Linked DNA regions of Mus musculus: regions 2 and 3 are each linked to region 1. Evidence: chromatin loops called from intact Hi-C (ENCODE). Cell type or tissue: heart. All regions are shown on one strand.

Region 1 (8,000 bases):
ATGGGTAGTGTAGGTGTCCATAAAGGCCAGAGACCTTGGATCCCACAGTAGTTGGAGTTATAGGTGGTTGTCAGCCACCCAGTGTGGATTCTGGGAACTAAACTGTGATCCGCAAGAGCATTGTGTTCTTTTAACCTCTGTGATAGCTTACCAGCTTCAAATCGAATGTGCTTAATCATTAGGGATTATCTGTTGTGTAGCAATTTCCGTGACTTGTTTTCTTCACTCCTTTACCTACTTTTTATATACTATATTTATTGAAGTGTAATTTACATATAGTAAAATTTATGTTTTTAGGTTGCCTATTCTGACAAACACAGGCATTTCTAGAACAGCATTGCATTTGAGACATAGAACATTATGTCACCATTACTTTTGAAGCGTCTCTGTGCTTTGTGATCAGTTACATTCTCTTTCACTGCCGCTGTCGAACATTGAGGCAGGTGATGTCTGTCTGACAGTTTCATCTTTTACAGAAAGTACCACAGATGGGATCCTGTGGTAACCCAGTAGCATTTGATATTTTGAGTTGAGTTTCTTACCCATAGCATGACACACCAAGCTCCATCCCTGTTGCAGTTTGTCACAGTTAGCTCATTCCTGCTTCTTGTGTCTTAGTAGTCTGCCTGTGTGGACATACTTCAGTATGTTCATCTCTGACGCAGGGGAGGAACATTTAATTATTTTTAGTGTTTTAAATGCATCTAGATACTACTGAAGCATACAGCTGTAGGGTTTGCTATTCTGTGGACAGACATTTTTAGTTTTGGAGGTAGGGTTAATGCCTAGATGATAAGACTCTTGGATTATGTGATAAATTTATATTTTATTTAAGAAGTTGCCAAAATGTTTTTTACAAATAGACTGTACTATCTGATATTTCAACTAACAGTATATGAAACTTCTAGTTAATTTGTCTTGTCTGTATTTGATATAAAGTAAAATTTCCTTATTCAAGTTTTTTAACCATTCTGAAGATAGTTAGAGTAGTCTGATAGTGGTTTTAGTTTATTTCCCTAATTACTGATCATGTTGAAAATCTTTCTAAAATGATCATTATATGTTGTAATAAGTTTTTTTGTGTGGAATTTTTTGTTTGTTGCCACTCTGAGGCACTGGCTGGCCTGGAACCTGCTATTTAGGCCAGGCCAGCCTTGACTTCCTGAGGTCTGCCTTCTTGGTGATAAAGGTATGGCCCATCTACTGGGCTTTGCAGGCTGTTGAATACATTTAGGTTGCTGTCCTTTGCCGTCTGTTTGTTTCATAGATATCTCTTTAACACTCTATAGTTTATCTTTTCATTGTCTAGTCTTTTGGAGACACTTTCAATTTTGGTGATAACTCCAACTATTTATTTTAAAACTTTGTGATTGTTTCCTATCCTAAGAAATAGTTACCTAATCATAAAGTTTATAAAGATTATCTCCAGTGTTTTCTTTGTGAAGTTGTGCAAATTCTTTGATTTATTTACTTTTAGGGATGTTAGGGATAGAACCTACAGCTTTTTGTTGCTAAGCATGTGGCCTGGCATCCATCTGCATGCTACACCGCGTTTCTAGCTTGTGACTTATACAGCTGAGGGCTTGAGGTTGTTTACATTATGATATCCCGAAGTCTAGCACGTGCAGTTTGTTACACAGATCTTTTAGCATCAGGGAGGCCCTGACTTTTTTTTTTCTTTTCTTTTCTTTTCTTTCTTTTCCTTTTTATTTTTTATTTTTTTATTTTTTTGTTTTGTTTGTTTGATTTTCTTGAACCAGAGTTTCTCTGTGTAGCCCTAGCTGTCCTGGAACTCACTCTATTGACCAGGGTGACCTCAAATTTATAGAGGGTCTACCTGCCTCTGCTTCTTGAGTGCTGGGGCTAAAGGTATGTGTGCCCCAACAGTTTTTAAGTAAGAGATTCTCAGGGTTTTTTTGCATGATTTTTAGTTATTATTCTGTCATATAGTTAACTAAAAATTTAAGGTGTTGTTATTATTAAAACAAACTAGATGGCTGGGATTTACTAATGAACTTGAAATAATACCCCACCCCCACCCTCATGCTCAAACAGTTTACTCTTTAACCTTCACTTTGGCAGGAGTCATGGTTATTTTTAGAGTATAGGCAGTAGAGCTAATCTAAACTCCTCCAACTACCTGAGACAGTGACCTCATCAGCTCTCTCAGCTCAGAATGGTTTGTTCTGGACCAGATTTGACATGTTAATTGATCACAGTGGAAACAGTGGAGTTTTGGGTTATGTAAAACATTGAAAAATGAAAATGATGGTTTGGGCTTGACTCAATGATAGTTATTTTGTTGGTGAATGGAGGAGATTCTGCAGTGGTTATGGTGTTTAAGTTGTACGGCACAGTTGTAGCATCTCTGCCTGCTCTAGTTTAGACAGTGTCTTAAAATGGCTCAGGCTGCTATGCCAAAATTCTAATGCCTGCTGGCTTAAACAACAGAACTTTATTTCTTACAATTCTAAAGGGTAAAGTCTAAGAACACCATTATGCATGGTTTCTGGTCATGGATGTCCTCTTGCTTATATGTATCTGCCTCCTCATCATGCCCTCACATGCCAGAGAGAAGGGAGAAATAAAAAAACCTGTCACTTACAGTGTCACAGATCCCATCACAAGGATAGCCATTTTTATGACCTCATCTAAAACTGATTGTATTCTAAAGATTCCATCTCTAAATGCTGTCACATCAGAAATGTTTTCAATATAAGAATTGCAGGCGGTCACTGTAGCTTCTACACTAGAGTTGAGTTGGTTATGTTTCATTTTGACTGAAACTTAGGAGAATCATAGCTTCTCTCAAAAGTAGTTGTATTATTGTCATAATTTGTGTGTGTGTGTGAGAGAGAGACAGACAGAGAGAGAGAGAGAGAGAGAGAACGAACACATATGCCACATCATTTGTTGTGGGCAGAGGCAAGCAACCTCAGGTGGCTTCCTCGCCTTCCACCTTGTCTGCATAGGGTCTTTGTTGTTTGCAACTGTGTACACTGGGCTAACTAGGCTTCAAGCTACTGGGAGTTCTCATAGTCTCCAACTCCCATTCTCCTAGGAACACTGGCGTGACAGATGTGAGCTACCATAGCTTGCTTTTGCTGTGGGGCCTGAGAATTTGAACACATTCTTAACACTTATGCAGCAAGCACTTTACCCACTAAACCTCTCCTCAGCCCATAGTTTCTTGGTTTTCTAGAGAAATAGTTCCTAAAATGAGAATTTATACACACATTAAAGGATATATAAGATGATCCAGTAGTGTATAGAAAAAGAATGGTGAAATATTTGTTTGGTATATATTCTAGAAAAATTAACACACCTTTTAAAAGTTATTAAATTTTCCTTATTTTTTTGTATGTGCTATGATGAAATTGTGGAAGTGTGAGGACAATTTGTGGGAGTTGTCCACCATATGCATTCCAGGGATCAAACTCAGACTTGTAAGCTTGGTGCGGGGTCAAGAACATTACTATCTTCCTGGCCTGTGCTACATTTTTAAAATGTATTTTTATTATTGTGTATGTGGGTGTTTTTCCTGCCTGTGCATTACATGCATGACTGTTACCTGTGGAGGCCAGAAGAGGGCATCCTGTTCCTTAGAATTAGAGTTATAGACAATTGTGAGCTAGTGTGTCTCCTGTTGATGGGGAATTGAACCTGGATCCTCTGAAAGAGCCCCAGGTGCTCTGAAGCTGTGACCCATCTCTCCAGCCCTCCTGTTTTGCACTTTAGAGATAGGGTTGTATTATGTAGCTTTGACTGCCTGTTACTCTGTGTAACCCAGGTTTGCCTTTAACTCTTGGAAATCTCTTGCCTCAGCTTCTCAAGTGCTGGGATTACCAATGTGTGCTTCCATGTTTGTTGAATCTTAATATTTTATGCAGTCTGATTATACATGCATACATATTGGGGGTAAATGCTCACAATTTACACTGAAGTTTATTAATAACATTTTGTTCACTGCACCTTTCTGCTACATTTTAGCATAAAATTCTAAGGTATAATATTTCTGGAATAGGTAGAGATGGAATATCCCTTGCCTAAAATGGTCAGGACTAGAAGCGTTCTCTGTTTTGGCTTTTTAGATGGTTGGTTATTGCAGCATTGGGTGTTGAGCTCAGGCCTCATAGTTGCTGGCCAAGCACTCTGCTGCTCATCAGTACTTCAAGCCTAGATTTACTAGTGTTTTCATATAAATAATAAGAACATCTGAAATGCTCTAAAATTTGAAACTGAGGATCATGTTAATTCTCAGAATGTTTTACAGTGTGGGCCATCTGGATACTTAGTTAGATACACTCTGTCTTCTTTGTTTTTTGAGAACAGGGTCTCATGTAGCCTTTGAATTTGTTACATGTCTGAGGATAACCTTGAATTCATAGGCCTGCCTTCACCTCCTAAGCACTGGGTTTACAGGCATGTGCTACCATGTCCAGCTTTCAGTCTGTTATTTTACAGATGAAGAAAGCAAGGTCCAGTGGTGGTCACGAGCTTGTCAGGGTACAGTGGACTGCTGGCTTCACTCTAGAAAAATTAACCTTTTTAAAATTAACTGCTGAGTTCTTGAACTTCTCCCTTTTTTTGTTGTTGTGTTTTTGTTTTTCGAGACAGGATTTCACTGTATAGCCCTGGCTGTCTGGACTTGATTTGTAGACCAGGTCAGGTTGCGCTTGAACTCACAGAGATCCACCTCCCGAGTGCAGGGATTAAAGGTGTGGACCGCCACTGTCTGCGGTCTTCCTTTTAGTCTGAGACTGATTTTGCTAAAATTTAACTTTTATTGGATATCACAATGTAAAATATCTGCTGTGGTTTACATAAGCATCCACAGGGTTTTCTGGTTCTGAGTTTAGTAATGAGGTCTGTCAACTTTACTTCAAAAAGATCCTTTTTTTTAAGACCCATAAGCCATTTTCTCTTCTAAAAGACTATACTGTCCACTGTGGATATAGTTGGACATTATGGCTCATTTTCCCCACTTCTCAGAGCCAGGTCATCATAGAGAATAGGAAAACAGGTAGCTTTAATATAACAAGTCCACACATTCTGGACCTCCTGATGCTATTTAGTTATGAGAATGGTTTTGGGGAGCTGCTGTTTTATCCTCTGGAAATGGATAATAGTGGAGTAGAATGTGATGTAGTAGACAGTTTAATTCTAGAAGTGGAAAAATATGTCATCTACTCTTACTTTACCATAATAACAGTGGCTTGCTTTATGACCAGTAATGGAATAACTTTCCTTATTTCTTAGGACTTTTACATAGTCTAGTTTTTAAACTGTAGATTCAGAGTGGGGAAATTACTGAGATGCTAAAGAATATAGTGACTATTGAGAGACAAAGCCAAGAGATGTGTGGGAAATACGTTATCAGAATACATCTACATGGCATGGGAGAGATGACTCAGGTTAAACACAACTTACAGAGGCCCTTGGTTCATTTGTCAGCATCCACATGGTGGCTCACAAATCATCCATAACTCCATTTCCAGGGGAATCAGCAGCAGCATCAGACCTTCTCAGGCACGGGGCACATACATGGTGCACATACATACATACATACATACATACATACATTCATTCATTCATTCATACATACAGGCAAAAAACTCATACATTAGTCTTTATTTAAAATGACATATCAAAGAGAAAAGAAGTAATTTATGGTGGCTCACAGCTGTTATCCAAGCCTTGGGGGATCTAGGCAGAAGAGTCCCCTGTGAATTTGAGGCCAGCCTGAGGTACAGAGTGAGACCCTGTCTCAAACAAGTGAAAGGAAGAAGATAGTCTCTCCAGACATAGCTCCTGTTCCTGCCCACCGTTCACACCTTGCGTTGTGCTGTGCTTCCTCATTGCTCCTCAGCTGCTGGCTCAGATTCAGGGCTGGGATTTCTTTTTGTTTTCTTGGTGGTGGTGGTTTTGTTTTTGCAGTATTTCTGCTTCCCCATGGTGGCCTGCTTCAGTAGTTTTGGGCAGTTGTCTCTGCAGAGAACAATTTTTTTTTCTTTTTTAAAAATGAAACCGCATAGGTTTCAGTGAAGGAGAGAAGTAGAGAGCAGATAAGGATGGGATCCTATGGTAATTGTTCGGGGAATGAAAGGGCTGTTGAAAGATTGGAGGACGGTGCCTGGGCACTTAGTCTTGGATCATAATCATACTTTGTCTTCTACCACTGCCTTTTGTTCAAGACACTGAAAGGGCTAAACAAAACTCTGGCCTGAATCATATTATTCTTTGCTCTTTGGAGTTTGCTGGAGGTGACAATAAGGCCTTGGAGAGGGTGGGAGAGTTATAATAGCATAAAAGAAATAAGACATGTTCCCTACACGGACTTGGCTACAGAGGTGTAAGTCTGGTGAAAATAAGTAGAGTTCATTGAAGCGATGTTTGCTACTGTGTAAGATGAGCTGAGATGGTTTAATGTGAATTCTCTTTTATACACCTTGTATGGCCAATCTGGCACACAAAAATCTGCCTGCCTGTGTCTCCTAAGTCGGGACTTAAGGTTATTTCTTAATGGTAAGATACTCCTGGGTTCAAATTCCATCTTTGCTTATAATTTTTTTCTTGTTTTTTTGAAACAGAGTTTCTTTGTGTAGCCCTCCCCAGCCTGTCCTGGAGCTCTCTCTGTAGACCAGGCTGGCCTTGAGCTCACAGAGATCTACCTGATTCTGCCTCCCCTGGGTGCTGATGCACTACCACGTGGCTCTGCTTATAATATTTGCTTGATACTATGTATCTGAGCGACCAAAGATCAGGATTTTTTCCAATAGCTTGATTCTTCTCCTATCTATCGATCTGTATGTGAAATGAGATCAGAACCTTGACTCATGTGTTCATTTTGTGAAAACAAATGCTTCACTGAGTGTGTGGACACACGTCTCTTCCCTACAGTAGGTTCTTATTCCTAGGGCTGTGATCACTAGCTCTGTGTTCATTTGAAGTTCTTAGCTGGCAGCATGTTATTAGATGTATGCCTACTGTTTGAAGCTTTAGTTCCTTCCTTTCTCTCCTCGGTAAAGAAGGAAAGAGATGGCAGTTGCCCTCCCGACAAGTATGCTGCTTTATGGAATTACATCCAGGGGAGCCAGGGTGGGCTTTGTTAGCTGGATAGTCTTGTTAAGTGCATACAAAAAGATTTGTTCTTATGAAGTGGTAACGTCTATGAACTGTTAAATCTCCTGTCTATTTTATTGACTTTCCCAGGGGCTTTTCTAATTAATTTCCTTTCTTCTTCTTCCCAAATCCAGGCTGGCGACCATATTTAAGATGTCCAATAAACGTCCCAACACGACAGATGGGAGAACAGATTTAGCTAATGGTAAGAGGCTGAAAACAGGTAGAACTCTCTTTACTATTAGCTGAAGTCTTTCACCTTCCTTCCCTGAGGGAGAGTAGAGACCTGAATTTTAGTGGGACAAAGGAGCTCTCTGTGTGTTGTTGGAGTATGGGAGAGTATACAGGAATCATCTTGGACTGCCTACCACTTTCGCTACTTCAAGTTTTATTTGATTATTTTCAGAAAATCATTACAGAGATAAATTTCTTTTCTTAAAAATTTTTTTTTCCTAATGCGTGTGGTTATTTTGCCTTCATGTATGTCTGTGTATCACTTTCATGCCTGGTGCCTGCAGAGGCCAGAATAGGACATTAGATTCCTTGGTACTGGAGTTACAGACAGCCGTGAACCACCATGTGGGTGGGTGCTGGGAATTGAATCTGGGTCCTCTGAAAGAGCGGCCCATCCTCTTAACTGCTGGGCCATCTCTTGAGCCCCAGAGATACATTTCTAAAAGATCAAGTGGTTTGGATTTTTGAAAGTTTACAGACAGGCAGACTTACAAAATACTAAGAAGAAAAGGAAGGTGGAGGGAGTTTGGGGGAAGTTGAGGTTCCTCTGTAAATTGAGAGGTCTGTTTCTATGTTAGCTAATAGTTCCAGAGAATGATAAGAAATGAAGTTACTGTCTGGAAGTGCAGCTTCTAGTGCCAAAA
Region 2 (8,000 bases), 51 kb after region 1:
GTCAGGACAGTGAGAGAGGTTTAAGATTTGAGAAATGGGATAGAGAAGAGTTTGCAAACCGTTAAGTATGGGGAGTGGCGGGAAGAGAAACAGATAAGGTATGGGGGAAGAAGCAAGTCAGATGAGAGAACTGGGCTGGGATCTAAGAAAAAGCAGCTCCTTTTCTCCTCGGAGAGGGAGACCAGGACCTCAAGCACCCTGTATGCAGACCACAGTTGGCCCTGTAGTAGAGAATGACCTAGTGTCCCAAGGAGCCCAGGGAAGGGCACAGATGGCAGAAAGGTACAACAAGTAAGGAGCAAGTGGGGCTGGTACTCGGCTGCCACGGCCACTCGTCATCTAGTCGTCGTCATCATCATCGTCATCGTCATCGTCGTCATCGTCGTCGTCATCCTCTGTGTTGATCTCGCCCTCCAGCACGTCCTCCAGCCAGTCCTCCAGCTCATCAGCAGAAGGCAGGTCCTCCTCGTTATCCATCTCCATCCATATGCTGTCGGCCTAGGTCACGGCACAGGGAGGGGATGGAAGCGAACATAACACAGAGCTGGACCTGCCACACACACACACCCCGTAGCCCCCCCTTACTGTACATTCCCTTCCTTGCATCCTTCAGTGGTGAGAAAAACTATCCCGGTGAAGATCGGCGTTAGAATGGTGATAGATGTGAGTGGGAAGAAAAGGCATTGGCTAGAGCCCCCTCCCTGCTTCCTGTCTGTCTTCCTTACTGTTGCTGCACTGAGCTCCTGGAACCAGCCATCCCTCTCTCCCACATCCACGATGGAAAAGCAGTGGTACCTCCTTATGGCCAACACAGCCAAGCAGAAACTCTTAACATTCACAGATTTTCAAGCAAATGAGTTTCTAGTACCAGCTTTAGTGATTTCTAAACTCTGAAAGTGTATTTTTTTTTAAATACCTGTCTGTTCCCAAGCCTGATTTCACTTTTTTGCTGTCTTTGTTCTTATTTATTTATTTATTTATTTTTAGGGTGTGCTCTTGATGGCTCACACCTTTAATCCCAGTACTCTGGAGACAGAGGTAAAGGTAGGGAGATCTTTTGAGTTCAAGGCCAGCATGTGCTCTTGCTTTATAGCCTTGGCTGGCTGACCTCTCATATTTGCTATGTAGCTCAGGCTGGCTTTGAACTCACAGTGGTAGTCTAGCCTCTGCCTTTCCAGTGTGTGTGCCACCGTGCCTGGCTTTGCCTCTGACCTTTGATGATCACCCTTCCCCCTCAGTTTGGAGATTTGTATTTGTCCCTTATTGAAATCTCATACACTCCATGGTCTCCATCGTTAACGCTACTCCCAGTCCCTCAAGCAGAAAGCGCTACTTTGCTGCCGTTTTATTTACTATAAAATTTACCAAAGCCCGCCTTATAATTAATGAAATACTTGCCTACTCCATTAGCCTGCGAATACTATGAAATCAAAAGCTGCACTACTCAGTTCAACTCAACAAATAAGCACCTACTATGTGCTCACCAGAAGATTTCTGCCTTCAAAATGTTCAAAATCTACTAGAAGAGATAGGATGCTCCAAGGCAAGTTCTCTATGCCAGTGAGCTCTCAGGGGCGGGGGTGGGGGTGGGGGTGGGCATAGGGGAAATACTTGAAAGAAAACACAGTGGAGGACCATAAGGTTGGACTGGACTCTGAAGAATGGGCAGGTGGATCCTGTGAGTGGATGATGCACGTGCTCAGATCATGCATTCCCACCCCACAGGTCTAGCCTTGGACCGATGTCTCCTGCTTCTGGACAGTGCTCGTTTCCTTGACAGTCAGAGAACTAACTATACTGAGAGAACTAACAGTACAGAGAAGCACTGGTGCTCAGCTCGAGGTCACAGCACCCTAACCTCACCCAGTCCTGTCCAATCTGGTTAGTACTTGGGTTGGAGATGACCTGATACTTAGGTGTGAATGAAGAACAGGAAACTCACGTCTGTAACATTGACAACTCCTATTTGTGGAGCTGACAGGTCAATGTCAAAGGTCTTCTCCCAGTACGGGACCAGCTGTAGAGAGAACCAAACACATGAGTTTAATAGAGGTTAGGAGCACACGAGTCCATAAGAGGATGAGAGCCAGCCCAGGGATGAGAGGAGGCAAGAGGAGCTGGCAGTGCATGGAGGGACAGCCAGCAACCAGACACTGGGTTGTAGGTAAAGATGATCAGTGAAAGAGAAACCCCAGTGGAAAAGAATGAGGAAGGCAGCCTCTCCCTTCTGAGGAGAAGCACAGAGCCCCTCCTTTGTTCCCGAGTCTGATTATGACTGGCCTTGTACCTTTGAGCTATTCACATCTCTAAAAAGTCCTCAGTTCCTGCATATCTATATCTGTCTGTCTGTCTGTCTGTCTGTCTGTCTGTCTATCTATCTATAAGATTATTTTTATTATTTTTACTTATGTATGTATGAATGTTTACCATGTGTATGCATACCTTCAGAGGCCAGAAGAGGGTGATGGCTCCCCTGTAGCTGAAACAGCCACCAGACGTGGGTGCCAAGAACTGAGCTCAAGTCCTCTGGAAGAGCAGCTAATCTCTGAGCCATTTCTCCAGCTCAGTTCCTACATCTCTTAACATAAGTATTTATACCTGGCACTCATCAGTGTTTGCCACATTCCTGTTTGCTCATTCAACAGTAAACCTGAGAAATTGGGGATTCAGCTGAAAACAGAGCCATCTCTTGGAACGTGGAATCTGCTGATTCTCTGAGTATACGTTTGTGTGCAGTGTTGTGCTCAGCCTCTCACCAGAGCACTGCTTTTCAGCTTTGGTACATTGCCTGTCTGCCTCTGCTCCGGGAATCACATCTCATATCCCATGCAGTTCACTTCCCATCCCCTTCCCCCCTTTGCTCAGGATGCCCATGCTCTGTGTCTGCGGTGCTCGTGAGCATGCAGCAGGCATACTTCCTGGATCCCCAGCTAGGAAGTGGGGAGAGGAATTCTGAAACAAAGAAGGAGCCCCAGCCCAAGTCCCCACCTTAGGACCACACAGTTTGAGCAGAGCCTCTTACCAGCGGGAAGTCATCAGGATCAATCCAGATGATACTGAGGTCGGGGTTCTCAGTGTTGTCTTGGGCCACAGCCTTGAGAGTCTCTAAGAACTCATAGCCATCTTGGAGGGAGCAGAAGTAAAAGTGAGGAGGAACAGACAGGAAAGGGACACAGGAAATGAGTCCAGACCTATTTCCCTACCTCCTACGACACCAACACCTTTCAAGCCCTAGGCTGCTTGCAAACTCCCAGGAATGCCTTCCATGTGAGGCCTACGATCCAACAAATACACCCCCTTCCCCCAGGCCGCTCCAGTGTCCTCTCCTCACCGGGATCTGCTTCCTCTGCAAAGGCGACAATGTGGATTCCATCCAGGTCATCCTCCTGTTGGAGGGTGAGGAGGGGAGCAGGGTTAGAGCTGGGGATGGGGGTGGTGGGGGAGACCTTACTGTCCTCCCGTCCAACCCCTTGCCCGTTGCTTGAATCTGACTCCTGGAATGGCAGCTTATGTTTTCACGGTGGTGACTTTTCTAATGGCATCCTTTCTGCTCTAGGGATCCTGTCAGCTCCAGAGTTTGAGTCAGCCTTGTCATGTTCATTGTCATGCCTGTCACTTGAGACCTGACATGGTCTTCGGTACAGAAACAAAACAAATAAAAACCAACCCACGTGCCCCTTGGCTGAGACACGGCTTTCTTCCTAGCTAAGGGCACAGGGAGGAGCAGGGACAGCCGTTTCTAAGATCCGGGTCTTTACCCACTCCTGCTCCCCAAGGGCCTGGTCCTGGTCATCACTCACCCAAGTCTCGTACATACTCTCAGGCTTCAGTTTCCTCAGGGTTGATCTAGGAGAGACAGAGGGTCCCTATTCAGTGGGTGGGGACACCTCCCTCCAGAAGGTCCCCACAGCTGAAGCCACCTCTGGGTCAGGCCTAGGGCATAAACAGCTTGTAGCCCAGAACAAAGCCAGTTAGCAAATCTAAGCTCTGGGCATCAGGCCCAGAACATGGCACGGCTGCAAAACAATGGTTAGTGGGAAGGGGATGGCTGGAAGAGAGACGCTGGGGGCAAAGGTAAGAACTGGATATCAGCAGAGTCATTTACTTTTTCATTCACTCATTTAGTAAAGCTGACAGCCTGGGCTCGAAATAAAATTCCATGCCTCCTGTATGCCAGGCCCTGGGTTCCCTTCCCAGTACAGGAAAGGGTTGGGGGCGGGTATAGGTTATGAGGACTGAGTTAGGTATTGATTAAACCATGTTGGTATGTTGTGCCCCAGTGAAAGAGGCCAAAATCTAGTGGGCGAGAGTAAGTAGTATTTAGACTGATGAGTGGGTATTTCTAGTTGTGGAGTCACATGAAGGAAGAGACTTGTGTGAGTATAGGGCAGGGTTTCTTCGCATCAGCACTGCAGACGTCGAGGGAGGGGGCGTCGTGCGCACTGGAGGATGGTTAATAGTATCTCTGGCCTCTAATTACTGAATACCAGCAGCACTCCTCACAGCCAAAAATGTCCTGGAAACCTTGCCTAACAGCCACTGGAAGGCAAAAACCCTTGCCCCGCAGGCCGCTCCCTGTGCCTCCGTTGACAACTGCTAGTGTCAAGAATGACAAAGGAGAAGGGACTGAGTTCAAGCTTGAATCCCAGTTCTGATTCTTCCCCCTGGAGCCACTTTCACTGAGGATGCTAAAGAAATTAACTTCAGTAATAGAGAGAAGGTACCTCCCAGTTCCTGGTCCGAACACAGGTACTCTACTCATTGGCTGACACTCCCTAAGAAGCCCCTCAGTCCACACACATTTACAGAGGACTTTCTCTGTGTAGGGCTCAGAGCTTAGTGCTGGGGTATGAAATACAACACAGAACCTACTGGTATATCAGTGAACACCAACGTCTGCAAGCATATTCATCTCCAGGGCAGTGTAGCTTCCAGGTTGGCTTGCTTCCCAGCCCACTTCACAAACTGATGTGCTAGCCCTGGGAGGAACCTTGGCCAATCCCCACCTCCTGTGCTCCTCCACGAAGCTGACAATCTCCTCTTCACTGTTGGGCTTGTCTGGGATGGTCATAGGCTCTTCCATGAAGGCCTCGTAGAAATCAATCTCATTCAACTTCAGAGTCAGCTTCTTTGCCACCTTTGAGGAAGTAGACAAGAGTTATGGAGCAGGAGAAGCGGGAGCTGAGTGAGAAACAGTGTAAAGGAACTAGTTGCAGAAAAGGAGTCAGAAAATGTGGCTCTGGGTCACTGGGTAAGTGTCTTCACTCCTCTGGGCATCGTTTAACACAATAAAGGTGGGTTAGACAGTCTAATGTCCACCTTCCCTTCAATTCTATAGGAGAAGGAACATGAGTCTGGGGTGGGGAATACCAGCATGAAAAATGGTGCCAAGATCCCATCAATTTTGGTAGGGTAGGCTGAGGGAAGCTTAAGAGTGTAGGGAGAGCCAGTGTAGCCACAGGGAAGAGAACCTTGCTGTCGAAGGTAGCGAAGAAAGGGATGTAGGGATGGAACTCTTCAGCTGCGTCCTCGTAGGCTTTGTAATCTGAGGGGGAGGAAGGGACAGTCACAGTCATGTTCAGGGTCTGCCAAAGAATCACTCCCCCCCACCACCAAGGGGAATCTTCTCTGCAGGTCTTCCTTGACATGTGGGTCCCAGGAAGAGACCCATCCCCTTTAGCTCTCTAACTCTAGCTCTCTGAGAATAAAATACAATAGAATTGTAGAGGAAGCAGCGGAATGCTGGGGGTGTTTGGGAATGCCCCAGAGTGCAGGGACAGATGATGGAGCTGACCGTGCAGAAGGAAGAAGGGGGCCTAGGAGGTCAGAACCAGAGATGCTTGGCCACTGGCCAAAGTAGGGAGGCAAGGAGGATAGGTGGGTCAGAAAGAGCTGTTACCCACGCTCTGAGTCTTTGCTCTTGAAGTAGCCAATGAGTTTGATTTCATCTTCAATATTCTCAAATGCCTGCAGCTCTCGTTCACCTTCAATCAACTCTACAGGGTCTTCTAGGACCTGGGAGAAAAAGAATATTGAGACCACCATTCCTTTTGTCCCTGACAGGCCCCAGAGAAAGATACAGGGGAAAGACAGGGAACTAGAATAGGAGATGCTTGTATAGGGTGGATATGTGGCCTGTTAATGGTGTATGTGTGTAGTCTGAGTGTTGTGCAGTGTGTGTGATACGCATGTTCTGTATCTTCTGCTTGGCATGGGGTATATGTTTGTGATATGTTGTTGTATGTGTGATTTATTTGTGGTTCTGATGTGTATGGTGTATATATATATATATATATATATATATACACACACATATATATACACACATATATATATAATATAAATTGTATATTACATGTTTTATTGCTATATGTATGCTGTATGTCATGTGTGTGCATGAGAATGCATTGTATGTATGTTTTATATCTGGTATATGTGGCACATATATATGATGTGCTTTATACACACACACACACATATATATATGTATATATATGTGTATATACACACACACACACACACATATAGGGGCCTATATATGTGATATGCATATGTTTTGTGTACATTGTGTCTGATCTATATGATATATGTATGTGATATCTGTTACATGTTGCACGTGGTATGTGGGAAACTGGTATAGTGTATGTATGCCTGGTGTGTGAGTGTGTGTGTGTGTGTGTGTGTGTGTGTGTGTGTGTGTGTGTGTGTGTTTAGGAGTGTAGGGTTGATTAGTAAGGACCGAGGGGCATTGGAAACTTCAAGGCTATGAGGCTCAGGGGAACCCTCACATCAAGCAGAAACTCCACCAGAGTGTCTGCAGAAAACTCGCCGTCATATTCAATGACTTCATCTCCTTTGAACACATAAACGCTGTCTTCTTCAGTTAGTCCTAGGAAACGCATGGTGGGAAGGTGAGTGAGGAAGACAACCTTCCCAGAAACCCGAGTCTAATCTGGTCACAGCCCACTTGTTAATCCCTGCAGACTCATCCTCCACCTCTCCATCCCTTCCCCCTACTCCTGCCCCGCCCCATCTACCTTCAACAAACCCTTAAACCCTTCATTCCCAAATTAGTTCAGGAGCTAAAGCTAGGCAGAAGCTGGGGCCTGCCCGGGTGGGGATCGGTAGGGTTTGAGGGGAGGAAACTGGGAAGATTCAGATTCTAGCAACACAGCTCCCTTGCTCTGCCTACACAGCCAGGGACAAATATTCCTGCCAGCGACTCTGAAGTATCTAGTGGCTGAATCTTTGCTATTGCTGTCCAGATGACTTGTTGCTAACTACCCTTCCCCCATCCACATCCGGTGTCCAGCCTCTGCTGCCGCCTGGTGGCCGGGTGGTGTAATATCTGGGCTCTGCTAAGAGAAAGGGAGGAAGCCGAGGGGGAAGGGAGAAGGGAGGGGGGAGGGGAGGAGCCAAAAAAGCACTTTGCAGAAGGGCTCTCTGGCTATGCCTGTATTTCTTGGTTTCACCTTCCTTTCCAACACCTAGCTGTGTTCTTTTTTTTTTTTTTTTTTTTAACTACATTTTTTTTTTTAGGTTAGCATACATGCTTTTGTTTTGTTTTGTTTTAGAATTTCACTATGTAGCCCAGGAAGCTTTGAATCCACAATCCTCCTGCCTCATCCTCTCAAATACAAGTATCACAAGTATGAGCCACCATGCCCATGTCCCTACCCAGTCTTATTTTCTAGATGAGCAGAAAGGTTACCACCCCACCGTTCCACCTCATCCAGGGAGTGGGGCGCAGGACTCTATACAGAATAGCCCCTAATCTCAAATGCCCCGGCCCACTCTAAATAGATGTGCAGCTCTCAAATCTCCCCCAAACCCCCACCTGGGCCTCTCCAGTCTTCCATAACCTGCTTCCTTGCCCTCCCTTACCTAGTTTCTTGGCCACAGCTGCATCCTTCTCTGAGTCCACCAGGCCAAAGCCAACACCCTTGTCTTCTAAGACTTGGGCTGCTAACTGGAAGAAGGAGTCAGAATTAAATTAGCCC
Region 3 (8,000 bases), 84 kb after region 1:
GCCTGAGCAAACTAGCTTAAGGCTGCCTCCAGCCTCAGCAAGGGGACTCTACTTTCTACTGAAATCCTCTTTGAAGTTAGCTTGGATTCTCATCCCCTCCCCCATCCCTAGGCATGGACTATTACTGCTCCTCCTCTTCCTCCTCTTCATCTTCCTCCTATTCCTTCTTCTCCTCCTTCCTCTTCTTCCTTCCTCCTTTTCATCCTCCTCTTCCTCTTTTCTTCTTCCTCCTCCTTTTTAAGACAGGGTCTCTCATACTATAGGTCAAATTTACCTGAAATTTAGAGTAATCTTTCTGCCTCAGCCCTCTCTCAGCTGCTGAGGTAATAGGTGGAGGTTATATGAACCACCATGCGTAGCTTCTTTGGATTTCCTTATTTGTATCCCCGACCATCACTCACCCTCTCTCCCTCACCTACCTGGATAATGAATCAATGTTTTTGAAGGTGAAAAATATAACCCTGGAAGTGAGTTCCAGGACAGCCAGGGCTACGCAAAGGAAACCAGTCTCGGAAACAAAACAAAACAAAACAAACAACAAAAAACAAACAAAAAGAGAAAAATATGACACACGTGCATTCGACTCCTAACTGTCTCATGATGGCTGCCCTAGGGACTTCATGGAGGGAAGGGGGGTATAAGCTGTCTACACTGGCGAATTTCATAGCAGACACTGGTTTAGACTAATAGCTGTGTGAGACTCCCAGTATCCTGCCTCAGCTGCCTCTGCCCATCTTAGCATTTTATGACGTGCTCTCTTTGCAGGCAACATGGGTGAGCCTTCTGCTCAGACTCTCTCCCTTGATCACCTACTTCTCTCTCCTTAGCGTTTGTCACTTTCCTTGTGGTGAGCCTTCCTGTTAGTTGGGATGCCAGCGCTCCTGAACGAGTGCCCTGCTCCAAAGCTGGAGGCAAAGGCATAGCTCCCCCCACTGGCGAGTCCATGGCCCCCACCGTTCTCCCGCCACCTTTGTCAGTTCTGTACCTGATACTTGTTGGTGGAGTTAAAGGGAATCTCCGCCACCTTGGGGTTTTTCTGCCTCATTTCGCTCACGGGGTTGTAAGACTGCTCAATGAATTTGAGGAGAGCTGACTCGGAAGCATCCCCTGTTGTTGCCCGCTGCAAGGATGGGAGTGTACAGTAAGTCCCAGGGGTATACCATCCGGACAAGCAGAGAGGCAGAACGGGGAGGGAAGGGTATGTGTAGAAAACCACTGAAAAGCAGACTTTTCTGGAAGGGGACAGACAGGTGATACTAGTCACTGAGGTGCCCTCTTTCCACTTCAACTTGATACCTTAGCTATGGGAACAGACTCCTGATGGGGTTTAAAGTCGGCCCGGTTACAGAGGCCAGCGATTCGAGCCAGGTAAAACCAGGTGTCTGAGGACTTGGGAAACGTTTTCCCTAGGGAAGAAGAAGAAGAGGAAGAGCTATAAACACACGGAGTTTAAAACAAGGGGTTAGACGTTGAGGGGGAGGTCAGTCAGGGGGACTGGGAGGGCCAAGCTCATTCTCAGCTACATAAGGCGCGCAGCAGGGGTTATTCACTTTCATCTTCGCACCTAAACACTGCACAGAGATGGTATCTCTTCTCTCTTTCTTTCTTTTTGGTTTTCCGAAAAGAAAAAAAAGGCGTGTGCCACCATCGCCCGGCGTGATATTTCCTATGGCCCCCACACTCCCGCTTCTGTCCACGATCCTGCTCTCTCCTGTTTATCTGGCGTCATCTATCGCCTAAACTTCCCACCCCAAATCCTCCGCTCTTGGCTACCAGGGCCACTTGTTACCCGTGGTTTGCTCCTCACTGGTGTCGGCCTCATACACAGTCTTATCAAACCACAAATGCGCCACTGTCATGCGGTTCTGGGTGAGGGTGCCCGTCTTGTCTGAGCAGATGGTGGACGTGGAGCCCAGCGTCTCCACGGCCTCCAGGTTCTTCACCAGGCAGTTCTTGCGAGCCATGCGCTTGGCGGTCAGCGTCAGGCACACCTAAGGCCACCGAAAGGGGAAAGAATGAATCGAGGTGGAGACCGGTCAGGTTGTTTTGCTTTGGAAATTTGATTATTTTTATTTCCCTTTTACTCTAACCCGGTCTTTAGAAATCCCACCTGTGATCTCTGTAAGGGATGCTGAGGAAATGGTCTATGGCGAGAGTTTTCAGTGTGCGCCTCACTCCTGTGTCTGTCACAGAGCACAGGCTCCTTCCCCGGGACGCATTTAGATCTTTCATTCAGGAGCCTCTTTTCCATCCCAGACCACTCCCTGTCTTTCAGATCCGCTCTCTACAAGGACCACATCGCTGGGTCACGTTTTACTGTGGTATACAGTGCTATGTATGGATAGGGCATCTTGCCAATAGTGTCTGAAAAGTTTGGGCAGAAGGGAATGGTAATGACATTGGGAAAGGATGTCACAGTACTGAAAAGCCCCCGGGGAAATCATTTAAACCAGAACATTTGTTTTAAAATCATAAATGGAAGCTAAGGTGGTTTTTAAAAATTAACAAACTATTGTGCTGTGAATAGGTAAGTATAGAATCCCAATTATGGAATTACAATTTATTTACACTATATCCTTAGTTCCTAGCATTTTAAAACTAGTCCTAACACACCCTAAATGTTATCCTTATTTCTATTTTAAGATGACTATAGAAAAACCAGAATATGCTGCCTGGAGCGATGGCTCAGTGGTTAAGAGCACTGACTGCTCTTCTAGAGGTCCTGAGTTCAATTCCCAGCAACCACATGGTGGCTCACAACCATCTATCATGGGATCTGGTGCCCTCTTCTGTCTGGTGTGTCTGAGGAGAACTACAATGTACTCACATACATAAAATAAATAAATCTTAAAAAAAAAACAAAACAAAACTAGAGCAACAAGTTTCCCAAACAAGTTATTAGTAAGACAGAGAGCCAAGACCGTGTCATAGGAAGAATGGTTAAGGGATTACTTGGAGAATCTGAGGAGTCATGATGGTTGTCATGGGGGTGGAGGGCTTAGGCCATTAGGACACAAAGAACCAGCTTATTCTGGTTGGGAAAACCAGGATGGAACAGGGAATCATATTTCTGCTCAGTTTAACTAAAGTGAGCTAAGAACAAGACGGGGCTGAGACAAAGGAGCTATGTCAGTCACCCTCAGAAACAAACCACAGTTATCTTCCATGGGTTTTTATAGAGGGCATCCAGTGTTGGCTCAAAGGTTGATTTTAAGTGGCCTCGAAGTCCATTATGGTGGAATTCAGTAATCCTAAATTAATCTTGCTCTATAAACTAACAAATGCACAAGGCCTGATGATCTTAAGTGCTTTGGCCGACACAGCCAGTGCACCTGAGACCGGAGCATGATCCTTTCTCTGTTGCATCTTGCTTCCTCTTTCACGGAGGAGACAGAGTAGTCACAGCGGCACAGGTAGAGGAAGGCAGTGCAGTGCTCGTGGGAACTAAATTGCTTCTGACGCTTCTATGTATCTCAGGGATACCCCTCACTTCAGATGTTCCTTAACAACAAGTGTTAGTAGGGACACTTCCTTTCCCTGGGGTCATTTGTCTGCTCAGAGGTCACCCCTCCCCACCCTTGTTTACTCACAGTGACAGTGGCCAGCAGCCCTTCCGGCACATTGGCCACAATGATACCAATAAGGAAAATGACAGCATCCAGCCAGGTGTAACCCAAGATAATCGAGAGCCAAAAAAATGAAACACCGAGGAAGACCGCGACAGCTGTGATCAAATGGATGAAGTGTTCGATTTCGGTGGCAATCGGGGTCTTGCCCATTTGCAAGCCTGATGTCAGGGAAGCAATCCGGCCCATTACTGTGTAGTCTCCTGTAGCAATCACAATACCCCGAGCTGTTCCTGTGAATGAAGAAAGACACTATAACTCCTTACTGTGGTAGAGTAAGGATTGCCTGGGCTGGTATCACCACCCCAGTTACTGACATTGAACTTCTAAAATCTTTTGGTTGTTTTGCTAGGAGAATCTTTTTTTTATCATGGTAGGTTCCTGACACTTTATAGTTTCTGGCATGATAGGAATATCAGACAGAGAGCTTCTAAATTCCATAGAATCCCTAGGTGGTAAGAGAACCTTTTGCTTTAATGAGGCAACTCTTGGGCTCTTGGGTAGCCACTGGATGAGGAGGTTGCCAGGGGAACCAGCTATGGGATTACAGGGTGGGCTTTCAGCTCTACAACCCAACATCCAGGATGGGGAGAGAGGCTGACGGTTGAGTTGATTACCAATGGCAAATGATATAACCAGTCACGTCTATGTAATAAAACATCCATTAAAAGCCAAGACAACTGTGTTTGGAGAGCTTCCAGCCTGGCAAACACATGGAGATGTCTGGAGGATAGCATACTCAGGATACAGAAACCTCACATCTCTGCCCACATCCCAGGCCCTGTGTGTGTCTCCCATCTGCCTGTTCACTTGTCTCCTATCATCTGTAATGAGTGCAAAATGTAGGCCACGTGCTTCCCTGACTTCTGAGAGCCTTAAGGAAAAAGTCCTGGGAATCGCAGTTCACAGCCACCCTGTCAGAAGTATGGATGACAGCCTATTACTTGGACTAGAGACTGGAGTAGGAAGAGTCTCATGGGACTGAGCTCTCATCTGATGCTATTTTGAGGTAGTTCGTGGCAAACTTTGACTGAGTGAGTTATGGGGAACTGGTGGGGAATCCCTACAGTAAGACCTAGGGGTTCTGTGCAGACAGGAAAAGGAAGGGTGCAAGCCACAGGCTGCTAAGCACCCCACAGTGCTCCCTCAGAACAAAGACCTCTCCAGTCCTCAGTGTCACTATTTGAGGAGCCCCCTCCCTGCTTTTCTGACTAGAGCTAGTCTGACCTCTGCTGGGTGGCACCAGCCATAACACCTGTGCCCTGAGCCTTTCCAGGGCCTTTCCCCCCACCAGCTCTGCGCCCTATGTAGTTGACTTTACTCACACATGGTACAGGACACTCACCCACAACTTTGAAACAAGATTGTTTAAAACCATTCTTTCTGCTGCCCCATAGAGCCTGTTGTTCCTACCATTCAAGTCAGAGAATGACCAAGGACAGAAACCCATGGAAAGAACTTTCATCTCAGAAGCAGAAGGGCACAAGGCTGAACCATCAACTTTTTAAACAAGTAGTTCCCCCCACCCCAAGATAAAGTTCCATGATTCCTAAGACTATGGCTTCCTCTTATTAAACATGGGATGAAGCACAGTGCAGATCCTGTGAGTTACACCTAGAAACCCAGTATTTGAGAGGCTGAAAAGGAGGGGGGAGGAGGAGGGGAAGAAGAGGAGGAGGAGGAGGAAGAGGAGGAGGAGGAAGAGGAGAAACAACAAAGAACCCACAAAACTGTGAAATCAAATATCTCTGAAAAAGCCTAGAACACGGTTGGATGTATGGTAGACACTCAACTTTATTCCAGTGAATAAAAGATCAAACAGTCAGTGTAAAATCATACATGTGTCTCAGTAGGAGCAGATCCCACTAGCACAGGGGCGCGGGGTAGCTGGTGGTCTCCAGTTCTAAGATTGCCTTCAGCAACAGCCAAGGCACATGGAGCTGAAGAGATGGCTCAGTGGTTAAGAGGATTTACTGTTCTTGCAGGCAACTTGGACTTGGTTCTGAGAACCTACATGGTGGCTCACAGCCGTCTCTAACTGCAGTTTGAGGGATTGCCTCTTCTGATTTCCTTGGGCTCCTGAGTATATGTAGGACACATATGTAGACACAGACAGACAGACAGACACACACACACACATACACACATACACACATACACAAAACTATTTAAAAAAGAATCTAATAGTAGAGTTCTTGGATGGATTAGGCCAGTATTATGGGGAAGGAGACTCTGGCAAGGGTCACAATGTAAAACACACTGCAGACAACCTTTGAACTGGTTGACAGGTTCTCTAAACCTTTATGAAAGTAATAAAATGACTGAAAGATACTGAAAGGATTTTGTATTTTTGATAAGATGGGTATTTTGTATTTTGATAAGATGGCTACAGTGTCGTGTCGTTTAAATCCATTCTGTTCACATATCTAGCTAGAAATGATTAAATGTAATAAATGCTCCCTGTGTGTCTGGAGATGGAGCAGGTTAGCATCAAACCGGAAGAAAACTGATAAGGGCAAATATCCTGTGTCTTAGGACAGACTGTTCCCTCCCTCGTACACCTTGCATGTGTCATCAGAGAGAGATCGGGTTCCCTGGAAGCATGGGAACACAAAGAGAGAGGTTTGTGCCACTGCCTATCAAGGACCATAGTAACGAAGGCTGGGGACAGGATAACGCTGTATTTGTGTTACTAATTTGTAAATTGGTCTGGGGTGAAGGTTAAAGGGGAAACTGGTATAAGGCAAAGGCTATTACGTAGCAACTTGTACAAAACTTAGCTTGGCAGGCATGGTAGAACACTTCTTTAACTTTAGCACTCTGGAGCTGGTGCATAGGGATCTCTGTGAGTTCAAGGCCAGCCTGGTCTACATAGCAAGTTCCAGGACAGCCAGAGCTACATAGCAAGACCTGAGATATTTCAACAAACAAAACAAAATCCCTTAGCCTATCTAGCTAGTTCTACCCTCTTGGCTACATTAGGATTTTGTTTGTCTCCTATTAAATCCCCCTTTCTCTCAGATAGACCCTTGTTTCTCAGCTGGAGTACCTTCACCAACTCTTGCCTAACCCGCTTGTCAGCAGCCTAGACTTAGCTGATGAAAAACCTACTTCAGAAAGATAAACCTGAGCAAATTTTCTCCTAAAACATAACAGCTAAAATACAGCATTTTTTTTAAAAAAGAGGAGTCTTGCTAATTTGTATTTTTCTGTACATTCAATATTTATGTTTTATACATTGTGTATACATCAAATGATATAATTTCTTTCTGGTTGGGTTCTCCCTTAGTGTATATTGAACATTATTGTTCTTATTAAGACATTTTCAAATGAAGCGATTTAATGAAGAGAGGTCGTTAGCACTCTGTGTAGAGCAGCGTGGGAAGTGGAGGCAAGAGCGTGGGCTTTGGAGACAGACTTTCATTAGAATCTCTAGTCTCCCTCTTCTCTGTTGGGTCATACTCTAAACTATGGTGAGCGTGTACTTTCTATGGACTTCATAGAGTTTTGTGTGTGACATTGTGAGAGTCAGAACAAAAACTGTTTATAGTGCTTGACACTACAGTTATATACATTTATATATTCCATAGAAAGCACCCATCTTCAGACACTAAGACATTTGATCTTAAGCATTAATGATGATTTGCAAGTAGACTCTGGAGTATGTTTGGGTTTCCTTAAGGGCAAAGGGCAAAGGAGAGAAGGATGTGAGTGCTGGCTCAGGAGTGCCTTTCTTTCATCCTAGGGACAAAGCCAGTGTTTGAATGGCAGAGTTTGAGGGACAGCTCTGATAATTCAAGCTTGCAGTGTTGGTAGCTTCCTCTGGAAGGTAAAAGGAGGTAGAAGAGTGACCTGGCAGAGATGGATAATGTCCCTCTATTCTGTGCTATTTTCTCCACCAGTTCAAACCATGGTCAACAACTTCAGGATGCTTACAGTGTAATAGACCTTGTGCTAAGCATTTAATGTCATTTAGTCCAAAAGCAATCGATGGGTAGCAGTTTTTTTATTAACAGTATACAAATTTGGAAATGATGTCTTTGACCACCCCCCCCCATCCCCACCCCCAGAGGTCATTAAGCACCTGAGTGATGGAGAAGCCAACCTTGATACTGTCTTCCTACCCCGAAACCTTTAGAAAACAGAAGGTTTTAAAAGCCATGTGTTTCCACCTCTTTTTTTTTTGAGCCTGGGCTGCAGATGATATACAATACTCACCTTCTACACAGTTAGTGGAGAAGAAGATGATATTCCGTGTCTCCAGAGGGTTCTCATGAGTGCAATCAGGGCAGCGAGACTGGGGTTCTGACTCCCCAGTCAAGGAGGAATTGTCTACCTGGGATGGGAAGGAGAAGTTAAAAGGCAGTCATAGGA

Evidence for each region. Hi-C counts contacts between places; a loop is a spot of excess contacts. Peaks named below come from ENCODE experiments on the same cell type or tissue, not always from the same donor. Only the 100,000 strongest peaks of a DNase experiment are listed, where the experiment ranks them.
Region 2: it touches region 1 in a loop (6-fold over the local background); 9 of 42 quality-filtered maps call a loop at or near these places.
Region 3: it touches region 1 in a loop (4-fold over the local background); 10 of 42 quality-filtered maps call a loop at or near these places.

The regions. Positions count from the first base shown.
Region 1 is chr1:172,158,592-172,166,591 of GRCm38, forward strand. Dcaf8 (DDB1 and CUL4 associated factor 8) reads left to right here. Exons shown (of 14, transcript NM_001357204.1): 3 at 7,257-7,327. The coding sequence starts at 7,276. Among named protein-coding and RNA genes, the nearest start is that of Dcaf8, 15 kb to the left of the region's middle. In heart, a CTCF peak has its summit at 3,581 (motif pointing right); no DNase peak of the experiment used is centred here; H3K27ac peaks cover 1,465 bases.
Region 2 is chr1:172,210,006-172,218,005 of GRCm38, forward strand. Casq1 (calsequestrin 1) reads right to left here. Exons shown (of 11, transcript NM_009813.2): 2 at 7,885-7,969; 3 at 6,789-6,889; 4 at 5,904-6,015; 5 at 5,472-5,545; 6 at 5,007-5,137; 7 at 3,801-3,846; 8 at 3,332-3,386; 9 at 3,023-3,123; 10 at 1,943-2,017; 11 at 1-498. The coding sequence ends at 340. It overlaps Gm17224 (a long non-coding RNA gene), which reads left to right. Exons shown (of 5, transcript XR_865735.3): 3 at 1,726-1,881; 4 at 2,449-3,396; 5 at 3,557-3,681. Among named protein-coding and RNA genes, the nearest start is that of Casq1, 5.9 kb to the right of the region's middle. In heart, CTCF peaks have their summits at 7,327 (motif pointing left) and 7,529; DNase peaks (open chromatin) are centred at 4,946 and 7,316; H3K4me3 peaks cover 869 bases; H3K27ac peaks cover 2,621 bases.
Region 3 is chr1:172,243,042-172,251,041 of GRCm38, forward strand. It overlaps Atp1a4 (ATPase, Na+/K+ transporting, alpha 4 polypeptide), which reads right to left. Exons shown (of 23, transcript NM_013734.1): 7 at 7,845-7,962; 8 at 3,591-3,859; 9 at 1,790-1,991; 10 at 1,297-1,406; 11 at 986-1,120. Among named protein-coding and RNA genes, the nearest start is that of Atp1a4, 11 kb to the right of the region's middle. In heart, CTCF peaks have their summits at 942 (motif pointing left) and 4,856 (motif pointing left); no DNase peak of the experiment used is centred here; H3K4me3 peaks cover 1,296 bases; H3K27ac peaks cover 1,905 bases; H3K27me3 peaks cover 1,189 bases.